Linked DNA regions of Homo sapiens: region 1 is linked to region 2. The links are chromatin loops, found by intact Hi-C in ENCODE. Cell type or tissue: PC-3. All regions are shown on one strand. Each heading gives the region's core, and the rest is flanking DNA. Links, peaks and the distances in the headings are about the cores only. Region 1 overlaps GTF2F2 (general transcription factor IIF subunit 2). Region 2 overlaps LOC107984596 (a long non-coding RNA gene).

Region 1 (8,337 bases), core at 115-8,114, 86 kb after region 2:
CCTAGAGCCAACCACAGAACACGCAGGCTCTGGAATTCTTTACTGATGTGGAGTCAGCCAACTCTAGCTTTGTGGAAGAAGCTGCTGAGGCCACAGCTGATTATAATCCATTTCAGAGAACTTGTGAGTGACGATTATGATGTGAGTGAAGATCAGTATTATTATTATTTTTCGAGACAATGTCTCACTCTGTTGCCCTTGCTGGAGTGCTGTGGCGTGATCTCAGCTCACTGTATCCTCTGCCTCCCGGGTTCAAGCGATTCTCCTGCCTTAGCTTCCTGAGTAGCTGGGCTTATAGATGTGCGCCAGCATACCTGACTAATTTTTGTATTTTTAGTAGAGACGGGGTTTCGCCATGTTGGCCAAGCTGGTCTTGAACTCCTGACCTCAAGTGAGCCACCTGCTTTGGCCTCCTAAAGTGCTGGGATTACAGGCGGTAGCCACTGTGCCCGGCCGCGAGTGAAGATTATTATGAATGCTGTTTATTCCAAAGAGCCCATCATTAGAGTGACAGACAAGCTTAGCAGATTCACAGGAAGCAATGAGTCCATCTCAGCGCATGTTAAAGCAAATTTTTAGTTAGCTGTGACTATGACTGTTATCCACTACTTTCTAAGAAGATTCTGAGCTTTAAGACAAGCCTGTTACTCCACTATAGGAGATTGCATAATGGTAGAAAACTAGTGAAATGTAGGATGTACCCAGCTGAGGAGAAACAGCAAGACATTGATCCTGGGTTGGGTGATGTGAATTGTGCATGGATGGGGCAGGGGCATTTCTTAGCTGTGTCTCATTTAATATGGGCTCAATAAATGTTCATTTCAACTGAAAATAAGTAAAAATCAAAAAATGTATTTACACACCTCTCTCTCTGTCCACGCTCGTAATTCTGACTGTGTTGTTGATGTTTGGACTGTGTCCTCGGATGTCCTCGGATGTTTCAGAAGCATCTCAAACTTAATAATTGCTATTCTTCTGTTTTTTCTCTCTGTAACACTCTTCCTTTAGATAATCCCCATGCCTTACTCCCACATTTCTTTTCGGTCTCTGTTCACAATTTCAGCTCATTGAGGTATTTTCTGGCCACCATATGTAAAATAGCACCCTGCAGGCTCTATCTCCCTTACCCTCTTATTATTCACTGTTCTTTTGTGTTGTTATTTATTCTCCTTCTACTATACCCATCTGACATACTGTATATTTGTTTATGTGTTGTTCATATCGCCTACTAAAGTATAAACTCTACCAGGTCAGGATTTTTGTCTTGATGATTACTATATCTCCATTGTCTAGAACAATGCTTGGCATAGTAGACACTGTGTTCTAAAGTTAGGTGGGGACAAGTACAGTTGTCCCTCAGTACCTGCAGGAGATTGGTGTCTGGCATGCCCCATCTCCCATACCAAAATCTACCATGCTCAAGTCCTTTATATAAAATGGCACAGTATTTACGTATAACCTACACACATCCTTCTGTATACTTTAAAGCATCTCTAGATTACTTATAACTAATACAGTGTAAAAACTATGTAAATAGTTGTTACTATTTGTTTTTCTCTTTTTTTTGAAACAGGGTCTCACTCTGTTCCCAGGACTACAGGCAAGCACTGCCATGCCCAGCTAATTTTTTTTTTTTTTTTCTCGTAGAGGCAGAGTCTCCCTGTGTTGCCTTGGTTGGTCTCAAACTCCTGGGCTTAAGGGATCCTCCCTCCTCAGCCCCTAAAGTGTGGGTGTTACAGGCATGAACCACCATGCCCAGCCGATGTTTAAAATATTTTCAGTCTGCAGTTGGTTGACTCCACGAATATTGACCACTCAGATATAGGGGGCCAACTGTAATATCTCGTTTTCTCAAGGAATGATTGAGTATATGTTCATAGTGGAGTCAGGCTTGTATTCTGGCCTTTTATTGGTCAGAAAACTCCAGCATGTCCTAGTTCTAACTCAATCATTTACTATGAGTGAGACTTTGTACAAGTCACTGAATCTTCTGACTTTAGATTTCTTATCCTAAAAGTTGCCTTTTTGCAGGGCTTTTATATGAATCCATTAAGATAATATGGAAATAGTTATTTATTTGTATATTTAAGTTTATAAGATGAACATATTCCTGGAAAGTTGTAGATGTGTCACATTTTTATGAGTTGTCATACTTTTATTGAAAGAGAAAAATAATATTGAAATGTACAGGTTTTTTTTCCCTCAATGTGAAGTTCTTTGTAATGTACATAATTAGCTACTGTTCTGTAATGAACTTCAGAGTTTTTTATATTAGGTTTTACTGAAATGGGAGCCACAACCAAGATAAAATCTCAGGAATGTATGTCACTGAAGAAAGGCAGGCTAAAGGAGAGAGTACTTAGATGATGAACCTCATGGTATTGTGGAGTGCCTTCACAATACAGCTCAAGACCTGGCTTCTAGTCCTGAATGGCTGTTGATAGTTGTTTGGCTTTGGGCCTTACACTTCTTGTTTGTAAAATGTGGATAATAATGCCTTCCCAACCCATAGGATGTTTATAAAACATTAAATAGCTTAGCATTTGTTAAAATATTTGTAAACTCAAATGTTCTCCTTCCATGTAATATTCATGTCCCATGAATAATACATTCCTGAAAACCTCTATGTAAAGAAAATACCTGGTTCAGAAATATAGTATCTCTTTTTGGGAGGAGGGGGAAAATATTACAGGAAAAAGAGTGAAAGGAAACAAGGCTGAGAGAAACCCATGTAAATCTCAAGTACCACTTTGATCACTAAAGTAAAATATTAAAGATAGCATGCTAAATAAGCAATAATGGGCATGCTGCAATTTTTCCTTATGAATCCTTGCTTGGTAGAAAATCTCAAGGTCTTTTTCTTTCTTAGTTTAAAGCAGATGGTCCACATAGTTGCTAATCCACATAGGGTGGCTAAACCTCCAGGTTTGCCTGGAACCCTCCCAGTTTATGTGTTTCCCTATGCAATTATTAATAGTGCCCCCTTTTCCACTCTCCAGGGTGTCCTGGTTTTGATAATATAGTTGTCCTAAGTGTTAGCAGATGTGTGTGTAGGGGTAGGGGTGAAGACGGTGGGTAGTTATTCTATGCATTACTAGGCTGATTTATGAGCTGGCATTGTTTGATTTCTCTAGGGATCCAACCAAAGTTCCTTACAAATACTGTGTGTGTGTGTTTTAGTGTATAAGTAATACCTACTTTCTTGTTTTTTTTCCTTTAAAATTTTTACAAAATGAAAAGGTCTCTGTTTTCCCCATTCACATGCTTTAGAGGTGGCCATGGGTAACTGCTTGGTATGTAAGCCTCCAGATTACTCTCCATACAAATCATTTTGGGTGTTTAATACGGACAAAGTTTTAAAACATTGTTATGTTTTAAATCCACTAACCAGAGCAAGGTATTTTTCTAACCCCTTTAGGCTTAGTTTTGCTAACTTCAGAACATAGCACAGAAGTCTGATTTTGCTTTCCTTGTTGTTCTCTCTTGTATGTAGTTCTGAGGCTTTGGTTTACTTTGTTGCATCTTGATCTCTTCCCTAGAGTACATGGCCAGTACTTACATTCCTTGTTTTTCTCACTTTAGTCTTGAATTCTTTTGAAAGTAAAACCTCAGTAGAAGTGAGTTGAAATTATTTTATTCAAATCAGTTTCCTCAACCACAGTTGAAGAAAAAGTAAGCCCACCATTTTGTTTTTGAGATGGAGTCTGGCTCTGTTGCCCAGGCTGGAGCGCAGTGGCGTGATCTCGGCTCACTGCAACCTCCGCCTCCTGAGTTCAAGCAATTCTCGTGCCTCAGCCTCCTGAGTAGCTGGGATTATAGGCGCCTGCCACCATGCCCAGCTAATTTTTTTTATTTTTAGTAGAGACAGGGTTTCACCATGTTGGCCAGGCTGGTCTTGAACTCCTGACCTCAAGTGATCTGCCTGCCTTGGCCTCCCAAAGTGCTAGGATTACAGGCGTGAGCCACCACGTCTGGCCCTCAGAATTTCTTAAAAGGGAATCTAGTGGTTTTTACCTATGCCAATATCAGAGACAAATAAGGAGCAAATTGTGTGTGTTTGCATGTTTTATATGTAGGCAACAGGTCTAGCAGATTTTCTACCTAACGTAACACATAATCAGTCTTGTAGAAGATCTAGATACTTTTAGTGATGAGAACAGACTTATAGTAATTAGTACCCTAAGACTGCTATGAAAATGCTTGAAAACAGCTTGTTGCCTAGTTGGTCTCCTGGCTGTATTCTCCAGGCTGTCTTGTTTACTTTACTAATTTACTTAGTTTTCATTGCTGTTACTGAATTAACTAAATTCACTGTTAAACAAGTGTAGGATGGGTGGGGAATGTCTTACAGTGCATGTGACTAGGTTATCAGGATTTTAGTTGATTTTGAGCTTAATATGAGTCATCAAATTTATGAGCCGATAAACAAAAGGCTCCATTGATAGATGTCTGTTGTTTAGAATGAAGTGGAATGATAATCCTCCTCCTTACTTTGCCAGTCAGCTCACAGTGAAAACATTATGTTCAGTTCTTAGTGCTGCACTTAAAGAGAGACATGGATGAATAAGATCATTCAGTGGAGTGAGACTAGGATAATCAGAAAGCTGGAAAAAAAAATTAATGTCTTATAAGGAACATTTGAAAGTCTAGGGCTGTTAAGAGAAGATGTAGGGCAGACCAGGTAAACTGTACTCACAGATGTAGAATCAACTACTGATTCCTAGAGGCAGATTAACCTCTAAGTATGTAGGTTTATAGGTTATAGGTTATAGGTTACCTGTGGTTTAAAAAAATGTGTATTTGGGTACAAAATGAAAACAACTAAGATTTTAGAAAGGCAGTGTGGCATACTGGTTATGAGTATGGACCTGGGAATTAGCCTGAGGTTTAGTCCTTACCCTATCACTTACTAGCTATGTGACTTTGCGTAAATTGTTTACTCTGTTTCCTCATCTGAGGAGATGATATTAATACCTCATAGGTTCAAATGCATGTAAAATACGTAGTTAATAAGAGTTCTCCTGCTGTTGTAACCACGCATACTACACAGGCCAGATAGTAGATACTGCATTGTGTCTAATGTGGTGTGGGAGGACCTTCCCTCCCTACCACATCTTCCGAAGCTCAGCAGCAGCTTGCTGTGTGTCGCAGGCCAGAAACTAGGAGATCTGTATGGCGTGGCTGCTTATTCCAGAAGACAGGGCTGTGGGTGGAGAGATTGGGAGAGGCAGAGAGGAGGGAAAAGACGTGCAGCCTGGAATGCAGCTCTTCCTGAATTTGGTTCTGTCTTAATACTCGAAAAAAGGAGAGTCCAGTTGTGAATAAGATGAGAGTAACAGCTTGTTCTGACAGTTGGTAACATTTGGACCATTTTTATCAAGCAATTTATATGATATTTCTAAACCAATGTACCTGGATTATTTTTGTATCTTTGGACATCTGATGTGTGCCACATTTTAATTAGTTTATAGTTTTGCTGGTCTGGGCATGGTGGCTCACACCTGTAATCCTAACACTTTGGGAGGCTGAGGCAGGTGGATCACCTGAGGTCAGGAGTTCGAGACCAGCCTGGCCAACGTGGTGAAACCCCGTCTCTACTAAAAATACAAAAATTAGCCAGATGTGTTGGTGTGTGGCTATAATCCCAGCTCCTCGGGAGGCTGAGGCAGGAGAATCGCTTGAACCCGGGGAAGCAGAGGTTTCAGTGAGCGGAGACCTCACCATTGCACTCCAGCTTGGTCAACAAGCGCAAAACTCAGTCTCAAAAAAAAAATTAGTTTATAGTTTTGCTTTAGCTTGTTTAATTTTAAAGGCAACCTTCTTTGTACATCACCATCCTGCCTCAGAATACTTCAGTTGTCCAAATGTTTGATATATGTTATATCTTATTGATAATCATGTAGCCTGTACTAATAATATGGCTTCTCCCCGAGATTTTTATTTCTAGCTTTATTTCTTTTTTTGGTCTTTTTTTTTTTTTTTTTTTTTGAGACAGAGTCTCACTCAGTCACCCAGGCTGGAGTGCAGTGGCGCGATCTCGGCTTGGGTTCACGCCATTCTCCTGCCTCAGCCTCCCGAGTAGCTGGGACTACAGGCGCCCGCCACCACGACTGGCTAATTTTTTGTATTTTTAGTAGAGACGGGGTTTCACTGTGTTAGCCAGGTTGGTCTCGATCTCCTGACCTCGTGATCCACCCGCCTCGGCCTCCCAAAGTGCTTATTTCTAGCTTTATTTCTAAACATGTTTAACATTCTGGGTCATGTGGGGACCCGCTAATAATAAAAAGTATGGAAACAAAAAATTAATGAGACACAATTTTTCTGTTATAAAATTGACTGAGTTTAGAACAGTGTTATACTGATAATATGATGACGGGAGTTCAATTTGTTACAAACTTTCTGAAAGGCAGTCTGGCAACATATATGTGTGTGTATATAACTTACACAACATGCACACATATTCCTGCTCAAAACAACATAGAATAACAATCCCACTGTTTTCTCTGCCAGTTAGCTCACAGCTCAAGCATTTTATTCAGTTCTCGATGATGCCATTATCTAGAGAGATAGACAAATGAGCTCATCCAGTAGAGTGGGACTGGGATAATGAGAAAGCTATAAAAATTAATAAAAAAAATTCATGCCTTTCATCCAGCAATTCTGTAAATTTCTCTTTGTTTCTTTCATTCCATCAACTGCTAGGAACTTATCCCAGGGAAGTAATAGGTGAGTGATGGAAAGATTAATATATGAGGATAAATTAATAGTAAAATATTTATGCCCTTTTGACATGTCTTCATCATTCTTTGAGCACTTGTTATTTTTTTGACATAGAGAGATGTTTTAGACTCATCTTATACATTTCTGCCTAAGCCCTGGAGTTAGCCATTTCTCCAAGGGGTTGGCCATGGTTCCTTTTAGGGGAGAATGATATTTAGAAACTAAGATCTGGATACCCCAAATGCTTCTTGCTGCTTCCAAGGCCTTCTCAGTGAACAGAGCTAGGGAGCATATGTACACACACACATACCTCCCCCACACACATCCCTCTTTACATCTGTATTTCTATATTTACATATATTGAAATGAGTTTGCACTAATATATCCAGTTCCAATAAAATACCACATACTTTGTTCCAGTTTTCTTCCTTTTCTTACTTGTGCTTCTTTTCCAAAAGTGAGAAACCTGGTTCCTGTTGTCCTTAATATAGTTACTTATTTGTTTGGGCCTCTGTTCTTACTTGTTCAGTCCGTTCCCAACTCCATGTGCAAATACCCTATTCACCCTGCTTGGGCTGTAGCTCCCCTCAGTGTGCTGCCACTTTTGCTGTCCTCCACTGGGACACCCTCCTCACCCTGTTCAGGCTTTCATTCCTGTTCTGAGGTTTCTCCCCTCCTCCATAGGAATGCCTCCTTACCCCACTAAGGGTCCAGCATCCTGTTTCAGGTTGTCCTCCTATATGTGGATGCTCTCACCCGCCAGGCTCTGACACATTTCTTACTGAGCCACTCCTTTATAGCGATGCCCTCCTTACCTGACTGGGCTCTGATACCTTGCCCCTGCTTGCCTGCTTCACCCCAGTGGCATCCTCTTCACCCCATTTGGACTATGACCATCCTATCCAACCCACTCTGAAGAAGATACCTATGTTGTTTGGCTTCACCTAATGGTTTTTGAGCTCAGTTGTTCAGTTAGGGGAAGTATGAATAGGAATTAAAACAAGGCCTGGTGCGGTGGCTTATATCTGTAATCTCAGCACTTTGCGAGGCCAAGGCAGGAGGATCACTTGAGTCTAGGAGTTCGAAACCAGCTGGGGCAACATAGTGAGACCCTGTCTCTACAAAAATAAAAATAAATGTTAGCTAGATAAGGTAATGAGCGCCTGTGGTCCCAGCCACTCCAGAGGCTGAGGTGGGAGGATCACTTCAGCCCAGGAAGTCAAGGCTGCAGTAAGCCATCATCATGCCACTGCACTCTAGCCTGGGTGACAGGTCAAGACCCTGTCACAAAAAGAAAACAAAACAAAACCAACAAGAGCCAACAGTTGAATAATGATATTGTTTTATTAACCTGGAAAAGGTGTTGCTTATTGCCTGTTAGTGAAAAGCCAGGCCCCATTGGTACCAAATCCAAGAAGTATTTTAAAAGTGTAAGAAAAAGGAAAGACATGATTAATACAAATTAAGAAAGGCAACAGGAATGAGACCGGAATCTAAAAAAGTAGCTGTGGGGTATTGAGAAATAGACTCAGAGTAGTAAAGGAGAAAATGCACAGCATTCTGAGAAATTTAGTGAAAGGATGGCCAGATGTTTACTTCATTAATTTCTGAAGATAG
Region 2 (8,337 bases), core at 37-8,036:
AGTATTTAGATCAAAGGCAAATACAATTAAAGGCCATTTCAATATGAGACTGGGTAGGTAAATAGAAGACAAAGGAGGATACTCATTCAATTAGCTCAGCTGACATTTGTCAGGGCCCAGCTCTTTGCTGGGTCAATGTTGGAAGCTGGGTGGAACAATGAAAACCATGTGGTCTCTGTCCTCTATATGCTCCTGGCCCAGCAAGGCAGACAGCCACACAGCCTTCAAATGCAAAGGGCAGGGAAAGAGGGCTGCAATCAATTCTGTCTAGAAAGGGAAGGCAGGTCTTAAGAAATTTCTCAGTCATGACATTTGGTCTGGCTCTTGAGGGGCTAATGGGTTTTCTCAAGTGTAGAAGAGAGAGTTCCACAGCGAGGGAACAGAATGAAAAGGAGGACATAGGCTCCAACGCTGAGGCACCTTGGAAACCATTGATTTTCCCAGGTCACAAGCAGCAGCAGCTGAGCCACCATCCCGAACTCCACATGAGAACATCGGCTTCATGAGCCCCACAGGCAACGTGTACAGGGTCTGGAGAATGATGGCTGGGGCACAAGGTGTGGGTTCAGAAGTGGAGAAAGCAGGGTCACCAAGGTTAATACATGTCATTATTCAGGTGTGCAGAAAGTAAACTATTTTTTTCTTTTCTTTTTTTTTTTTTTTTTTTGAGACAGGGTCTTGCTCTGTCACCTAGGATGGAGTGCAGTGTTTTGATCATAGCTCACTGCAGCCTCAAACTCCTGGGCTTAATCAATCCTCCCACCTCAGCCTCCCAAACAGCTGGACCACAGGCTCGTGCCACTACACCCAGCTAATTAGCTTTAAAATTTTGTAGAGACAGAGGTCTCATTATGTGACGTAGGCTGGTCTTGAACTCCTGGCCTCAAGAGATCCTCCCACTTCACCCTCCCAAAGTATTGAGATTACAGGCATGGGCCACAGAAGTGACTAAATATTTAATACAATAATTTGGCCATCCATGTAGGTCACCTATGTCCATGTGTGTGTCTTATGCCCACCTTGCCCTCTGCTTCTCTCCCTAAGGGAGCATGGAAGATTATGGTTTTTATAACCTCATGATGGCCAAAAAGAGTTGGGGACTTCAAGAACATAGGCAGCATCTCTTTCCTTCATAGTGCCCCTGGCAGGGCTGGCATTTGAGGCTGAAATTCCATGGCTATCCTAGTCTAACTTAGCTTGACCTGGCCCAGGGGTGCTGCCTGGACTATGAACACTTACTGGGTCCCCTAACACAGTCAAGTCTGTCTGTGTTTCCCATTCAACCCTGGCTTGAGTGCTGTTCACTGCACAGTTCTTTGCTGTGGAACTACTGCTCCTCCATTATGTCAATCTCCTCAGCTAAACTCTAGATTTTATCTGTAACATACTGGCATCAAGGGAGGCTTTAAACAACTAACTCTCAGAGACTGTCCAAGATGAAATGGGTGCACCCGGGAGTCATTCGAAATACTTAAAAGCCAGTAAAGTACAAGCACCATACAATCAGCATGGAAACTGGTCCTTATGAATCAAAACTGGCTGCAACCTCCCCAAGTGGCTCTGTGAGTGCAGAATGGTACAGGGGCATCCTGTAAGAAGGCCCCTATCCTCCCCTGATTTACTGTATACTACCTGCTCTCCAGGCACGTTTCTGCCCACTCTGTTTTCCCATCTCACTCCTCTTGTTCTCTCCACAGTTCCTCACACCTCAAAAGGCTTTTATTTCATTTATCACTCAGTTTTTAGGTGCAAGGAACAGAACCGACGCTGCTGGACTTAAGGAGCAAAGGAATTTATCAGAAGGATATTGGATGGCTTGCAGGAACCTGAGAGGCCCAGAGCCAGGCACTGAGGCTCTGCAGCCAGGAACAATTGCCCACAAGAAAGCCTTAGAAACACTTCTGTGCTGGACCCCACAAGTTCCACCACTGACAACACGGGATCAATAATGCGGCTACGGTCACTGCCATCATCTGCTCTGTACCGCACCTGCTTCTTCCAAACCCCTGATTTCTCATCAATCAGGGTTAGGGAAGATGTCCCTGACTGGCCTGTGCCTTCAGTTGTGCTCAAGGAGCTGGAAAAGCAAGATCTGGTACTTTCTGATTCTCTAGTGGGAATGGGTTCTGCTCAAATAGAGAAAGGGGCTTTCAAGGTTGGCCTGTCAGTATGACTAGCACACTCTACTCTTCCCTCCTGGTTTATTTTCCCACTATAGATAGAGTGGTACTTATCTAGCTGTCCTAGCCTTAAGGGGTGGGAATGCCAGGTTTACAAATAAAAATACAGGTCAGGCACAGTGGCTCACGTCTGTAATCCCAGCACTTCGGGAGGCCAAGGCAGGCAGGTTGCTTGAGCTCAGGAGTTCGAGACCAACCTGGCCAATGTGATGAAACCCCATCTCTACTAAAAACACAAAAAATTAGCCAGGCATGGTGGCACACACCTGTGGTCCCAGCTACTTGGGAGGCTAAGGCACGAGAATTGCTTGAACCCAGGAGATGGAAGCTGCAGTGAGCTGAGATCGCGCCACTGCGCTCTAGCCTGGGCAACAGAGTGAGACTCCCTATCAAAAAAAAAAAAATACGAGATGCCCAGTTATATTTAAATAAACAGCAAATTTTTTAGTGTAATTATGTTCCATGCAATATTTGGAACATATTTATTCTAACAAATTATTCATTGTTTATCTAAAATTCACTGGGCATTCTGCATCTTCTCTGGCAGCTCGCCTTAGGAGTATCTTCTCTATGCTGCACTGCCTTTTCCTAAACTGAGCCAGGCCCCGGTTTCTGAGTGTGATAAAGATGCTGAAGTGCAAAATCCACCTTCAAGATGAAAGCCAGCTGCCTGATCCTGGTTTTGAGTGCCAAAAATTCGAAATTACCCAGTCTTTCTCTCGGCTTTCCTCCCATAACAGATGTGCATGTTCCCTAATCAGACAGACGCCTGGAGCCAGCTAAAGTACAGGTTGTGTCCTTGGGAAAGTGAAGGAGAAGCACATTAAAATTTAAAAAAACGATTACCCAGTTGCAATAACTAAAAGTAGAGTAAGTGGTGCAGAAAGATTTCATGAATTTTTATACTGGGCTCTCTCAAATTCCAGTACCTCAAGTTTCCTGTGACTCACACTTTACAGGGCTTTAATAGGTGGTGAAGCTATAAAGTAATGAAACTGATTTTCATGTGTTACCACACATACATGGAGATGAGTCAACAACTACTTTTGCTCTCACCTCCCACGTCCCAGGGTGGATCCATTACTCAATTGCCGATCTGTTCCTTTAATTCAAAAAGGCAAATGATTTTCAAAGCCACTGCATTTCAATATATTATAGACAAGATGCTAAAACTGTTTCCTAAGCTTTCTTAAAATTATAAATAACACAAACGAGGCACACAACTTTGCCAAATTCTTCTAAAGCAACCCACACAAAGACTTTACTCATTTACACAAGTCTTAGACGAGGAATAATTAGACCTTCTCAAACCAATGTCAGCTCTCTCTGGGCTGCCAGACAAACCACCGTGGGATGTTTCCAAGCCACAGAAAACAAATGGTATCTGTGAGAGCTGGTGCTCGTGCTGGAATATCTTTCACTAGCCAGGCTCCATTCCTTGGGAAGAAACCCCATCTATGCTTCTCCTTAAATTAAGCCTTTTTTCAATTCCTCAAACATGCCTTGTCCTTCCCATTTTGGGGCCTTTGTGCAGTGTTCCTCCTTCTGGAACCCTCTTCTTTGCTTCATCCAGTGACCTGTCAGATCTCCGCTCAAAATCATTTCCTCTGGAAAAAGTCAGTTCCCTAAACCTCCTCACCCCAAGCCCTGTGGCTGGATCAGGGCTCCCTGTTACATGCTTTCAGAGTTCATGCTGCCACTCCTTCTTAGGCTTATAAGGCTATTGTTGTGTGATTTGGGGATTAAGGCCAACTCCTGTCTTACTCAGTCATGGATGTTTTGGCTGGGTGGCTGCTTGTCCGAAACCCCATCTCCCAGCCTTCCTTGCAGCTAGGTGTGGCCTCGTGACTGGAATCTAGCCAATGACTGCATTCAACTTCTGAGTGTAGCACTTAGAAGGAAAGGAGGGGAGCCTCCTTTTTTCTGTTTCTCCCTTCAACAGCCTGAAGGCAAATGTAATGGTGAACTGATAAGGGACAGGACAGCAGAGGGACAAAGGGAGCCTGGGTGTCCATCACCATCAATCCACCAGACTAGCTCCACTCACTATCTGGATTGTGAACCTGAGAACTGCACGACTTTCCTGGTTTGGTGGTGGTGGTGGTTGTTATTGTTGTTTGGAGACGGAGTCTCTGTTGCCCAGGCTAGAGTGCAGTGGTGTGATCTCGGCTCACTGCAACCTCTGCCTCCCAGGTTCAAGCGATTCTCCTGCCTCAGCCTCCCAAGTAGCTGTGATTGCAGGCGCATGCCACCATGCCAGACTAAGTTTTGTTTTTTGTTTTGTTTTTTGAAACGGAGTTTCTCATCACCGAGGCTGGAGTGCAGTGACGCGATCTCAGCTCACTGCAACCTCCATCTCCTGGGTACAAGTGATTCTCCTGCCTCAGCCTCCCGAGTAGCTGGGATTACAGGTGCCTGCCACCACACAGGCTAGTTTTTCATATTTTTAGTAGAGATGGGTTTTTACCATGTTGGCCAGGCAGGTCTCGAACTCCTGACCTCAGGCAATCCACCCACCTCAGCCTCCCAAAATGCTGGGATTACAGGCGTGAGCCACCACACCCAGCCTAAGTTTTGTATTTTTAGTAGAGATAGGGTTTTGCCATGTTGGCCAGGCTGCTCTCAAACTCCTGGCCTCAAGTGATCCACCTGCCTCAGCATCCCAAAATGCTGGGATTACAGGTGTGAGGCACCATGCCTGGCCATGACTTTCCTGTTTAAGCCACCGTACTGAGTCTCATGAAAGTAGCCTGTATCTAGCAAATGCAGATTGGAACCCAGAGCCACTTGATCTCAGAATCCAAGCTCTGAATGACCACCACATGATGTTTTCCACACCATGGGCCTCTTCTCTATTATACATGTTACAATACATCTTAACATTTCACAGATCATATAGCAGACCACTTTGATGAACGTGGGGCTCACTTCCTGGATCTGTACTAGATCCCAGAGTGAATATGGTGCCCTCCAATTCATGCAATTCTCCTGCCTCAGCCTCCCAAGTAGCTGGGATTACAGGCATGCACCACCACACCTGGCTAATTTTTTGTACTTTTAGTAGAGACAGGGTTTCACCATGTCGGCCAGGCTGGTCTTGAACTCCTAACCTCAAGTGATTCACCCACCTCGACCTTCCAAAGTGCTGGGATTACAGGTGTGAGCCACTGTACCCAGCCACGTTGTATGTTTGCCATACTTTTTCCTTCTCACTCAATTTCCATCTATGTTTTTAAACCCCTGAGAGTCTCTGATAAGGTCCTCAGGACCACCTTTGTTTCTATTATTATTAATAAGTAACTTGGTTCCCAGCGTGCCCTCACCCCTGCCCCATCACACTCAGGAGAAAGGAAAGCTGACCATGATGGAGAGTCCTGATCTTTCTTGGAGGCCAGCATCACTCAAGGCTGTTCCACCCCACTGCTATAAGTTTGGTGAAACCAAAGCTAAAGAGAAGCCTCCTGATATCAGGAAGCAAGTAGTTAGCCTTTTCTGCATAACTTATTTTTTTTTCTGTTTCACATATAATTTTATTTGTTTTTTGTTTTGTTTTGTTTTGTTTTGTTTTTGAGATGGAATTTCACTCTGTCACCCAGGCTGGAGTGCAGTGGCACGACCCGGCTCACTGCAACCTCCACCTCCCGGGTTCAAGCAATTCTCCTGCCTCAGCCTCCCAAGTAGCTGGGACTACAGGCATGCACCACCATGCCCAGCTAATTTTTGTATTTTTAGTGGAGATGGGGTTTTGCCATGTTGGCCAGGCTGGTATCAAACTCCTGACCTTAAGTGATCCACCTGCTTCGGCCTCCCAAAGTGCTGGGATTACAGGCGTGAGCCACCGCGCCCAGCCACATATAATTTTACATAGATGCACATCATTGGCTATTTGGGCGCAATGCTTCCTCTTTTTTTTTTCTGCTTGATTTCCCCCTTCTCTTCTTCTCCTTTCTCCCCTCCAGCAGCAGCCATTGCTCCACTAACACACACAACAAGCCAGATCACCAACCAAGTATGCACACTTCTGTATTTTTCTCCATGCTTACAAAATCTTGTGTAGAAATTGGGAGTTTGGACATTTTCTTCTTCATAAAAGTGAGAACGTGGCTGGGTACGGTGACTCACACCTGTAATCCCAGCACTTTGGAAGGTCGAGGTGGGTGAATCACTTGAGGTTAGGAGTTCAAGACCAGCCTGGCCGACATGGTGAAACCCTGTCTCTACTAAAAGTACAAAAAATTAGCCAGGTGTGGTGGTGCATGCCTGTAATCCCAGCTACTTGGGAGGCTGAGGCAGGAGAATTGCATGAACCCAGAAGGCGGAGGTTGCAGTGAGCAAAATTTGTGCCACTGCACTCCATCCTGGGCATCGGAGTGAGACTCCATTAAAAAAAAAAAAGTGAGAACATATTATATACACTTTTCTGCATCTTCCTTTTCTCATTCAACTATACCTCATGAACATCTATTTAAATCCATTGGTTTAGATTTATTTCATTATTTTTAATGGCTGATGCTGATTAATAATTCATTATATTGATATGCCATAAATTATTCAGCCATGGGCTTTGTTTTGTGCTTTTTGTCACAACAAATAATGCTGCAATAGCATCCACGTGAACTAGTGGTTTCATCTCTGTGGAATAGATTCCCAGGCATGAGCTTCCTGGGTCAAAAGCCATGTTTAATTTTAATCAACATTGTCTTCAATTGCAATGGCTTGATTCCTTCACATTATCCTTTTTTTCTCCCTAGCTTCCTACAATTCTTCATTTTCCCCTCTTCCCTGCTACATCCTTTCTTGCTTCTATTTTCTATAATTAAATTAAAAGGCTGAAATGTTTTATTTTAGGTCAGTCTTACAGGCTAAAATGTAAAACATTTGTGCTACTATATAAAAATGCAATAAATATTATATAATAAAGAAATCCCCATTGTTTTAAAAGGCTTAAAGAAAGAAGCCCTCTTCTGCCTGAGACCAAGTAATCAACAATGTAACTACAGGTTTGTAATATGATACCTATTTTTCCTCTCTTTCGTAGTTAATCAAAAGATACATTCACAAATTCTCAAACGCTATGGTAACTGAATATTATCAGTAGCAAATTATGCAGTCCCCTGCCAAAGTTTCCTAGGTAATTAATTATATGAGATATTGCTTTTCTGGAGCATCCTCTGCCCCCAAATCCCACTCCTAGGACGATTTATTCATTTGGCAAATATCTATACAGCTATTGTTATGTGCTAGGCACTGTACTAGATGTGGGGCATATACCAGGGAATAAGACGGACAAGATCCCATTCTCACAGAATGCCTAGTAGAAGGAAAAAATAGTGAACAACAAGTTATGCATGTTTTTGGATAATATTATTTTAGTTGGGGTAAAATACACATAGACTGTACCATCTTAATCATTTGTAGATGTACAGTTCAGGGGTATTAAGCACATTCACATTGTTGTACAACCATCACCACCATCCACCCACAGAGCTCTTTTCATCTAGCAAAACTGAAACTCTGTACCCATTAAACGATAACTGACCGCCCTCTCCCTCCACCTGCTAGTCAGCACCAGTCTTTCCTATCCCTGTGAAACTGACCACTCTAGGTACCGCATACAAGTGAAGTCACAGTATTTGTCTTTTTGTGCTATGTCACTTAGCATAATGTCCTCAAAGTTTATTCATGTTGTACTGTGTGTCACAATAGCTTTCCTCTAGAAGGCTGAATAAAATCCCATTGTAGGCATACACTGTATTTTATTTATCCATTCAACTGTTAATGGACAATTGGGTCGTCTCCACTTTTTGGATAATATTTTAAAGCTATTTTTGACCAGGCACGGTGGATCACTCCTGTAATCCCAGCACTTTGAGAGGCTGAGGTGGGCGGATCGCTTGAGTGCAGGAGTTTGAGACCAGCAGGGCAACATATGGAGACCCCATCTCTACAAAAAATACCAAAAAAAAAATTAGCTGGCCCAGTCTCTACAAAAAATACAAAAAAAAGAATGTAAGGGCAATCTGGCTGCAATATCTGTCACCCTACTGATCACCAGGGTTGATTTGGCTAATCTGGCTGGCTAGGAAGGTGTCCCCTTCCTCCCTCACGGCTCCATGTGCGTCCCTCCGGAAGCTGTGTGCTCAGTCAAAGGGGACGA

Evidence for each region. Hi-C counts contacts between places; a loop is a spot of excess contacts. Peaks named below come from ENCODE experiments on the same cell type or tissue, not always from the same donor. Only the 100,000 strongest peaks of a DNase experiment are listed, where the experiment ranks them.
Region 1: a loop joins it to region 2, with 2.7 times the contacts of the local background. A loop is called at or near these places in 2 of 110 quality-filtered maps.

Annotation. Positions count from the first base shown.
Region 1 is chr13:45,138,491-45,146,827 of GRCh38, forward strand. The region is part of intron 2 of GTF2F2 (general transcription factor IIF subunit 2); the gene reads left to right. Among named protein-coding and RNA genes, the nearest start is that of GTF2F2, 22 kb to the left of the region's middle. In PC-3, for the core only: no CTCF peak of the experiment used is centred there; no DNase peak of the experiment used is centred there; H3K4me3 peaks cover 388 bases; H3K27ac peaks cover 1,405 bases.
Region 2 is chr13:45,052,544-45,060,880 of GRCh38, forward strand. It overlaps LOC107984596 (a long non-coding RNA gene), which reads left to right. Exons shown (of 3, transcript XR_001749861.1): 2 at 1,740-2,095; 3 at 7,123-7,180. It also overlaps the pseudogene RN7SKP3. Among named protein-coding and RNA genes, the nearest start is that of GTF2F2, 64 kb to the right of the region's middle. RefSeq lists enhancers at 2,942-4,141, 3,871-4,165. In PC-3, for the core only: no CTCF peak of the experiment used is centred there; DNase peaks (open chromatin) are centred at 3,198 and 3,928; H3K4me3 peaks cover 1,226 bases; H3K27ac peaks cover 2,971 bases.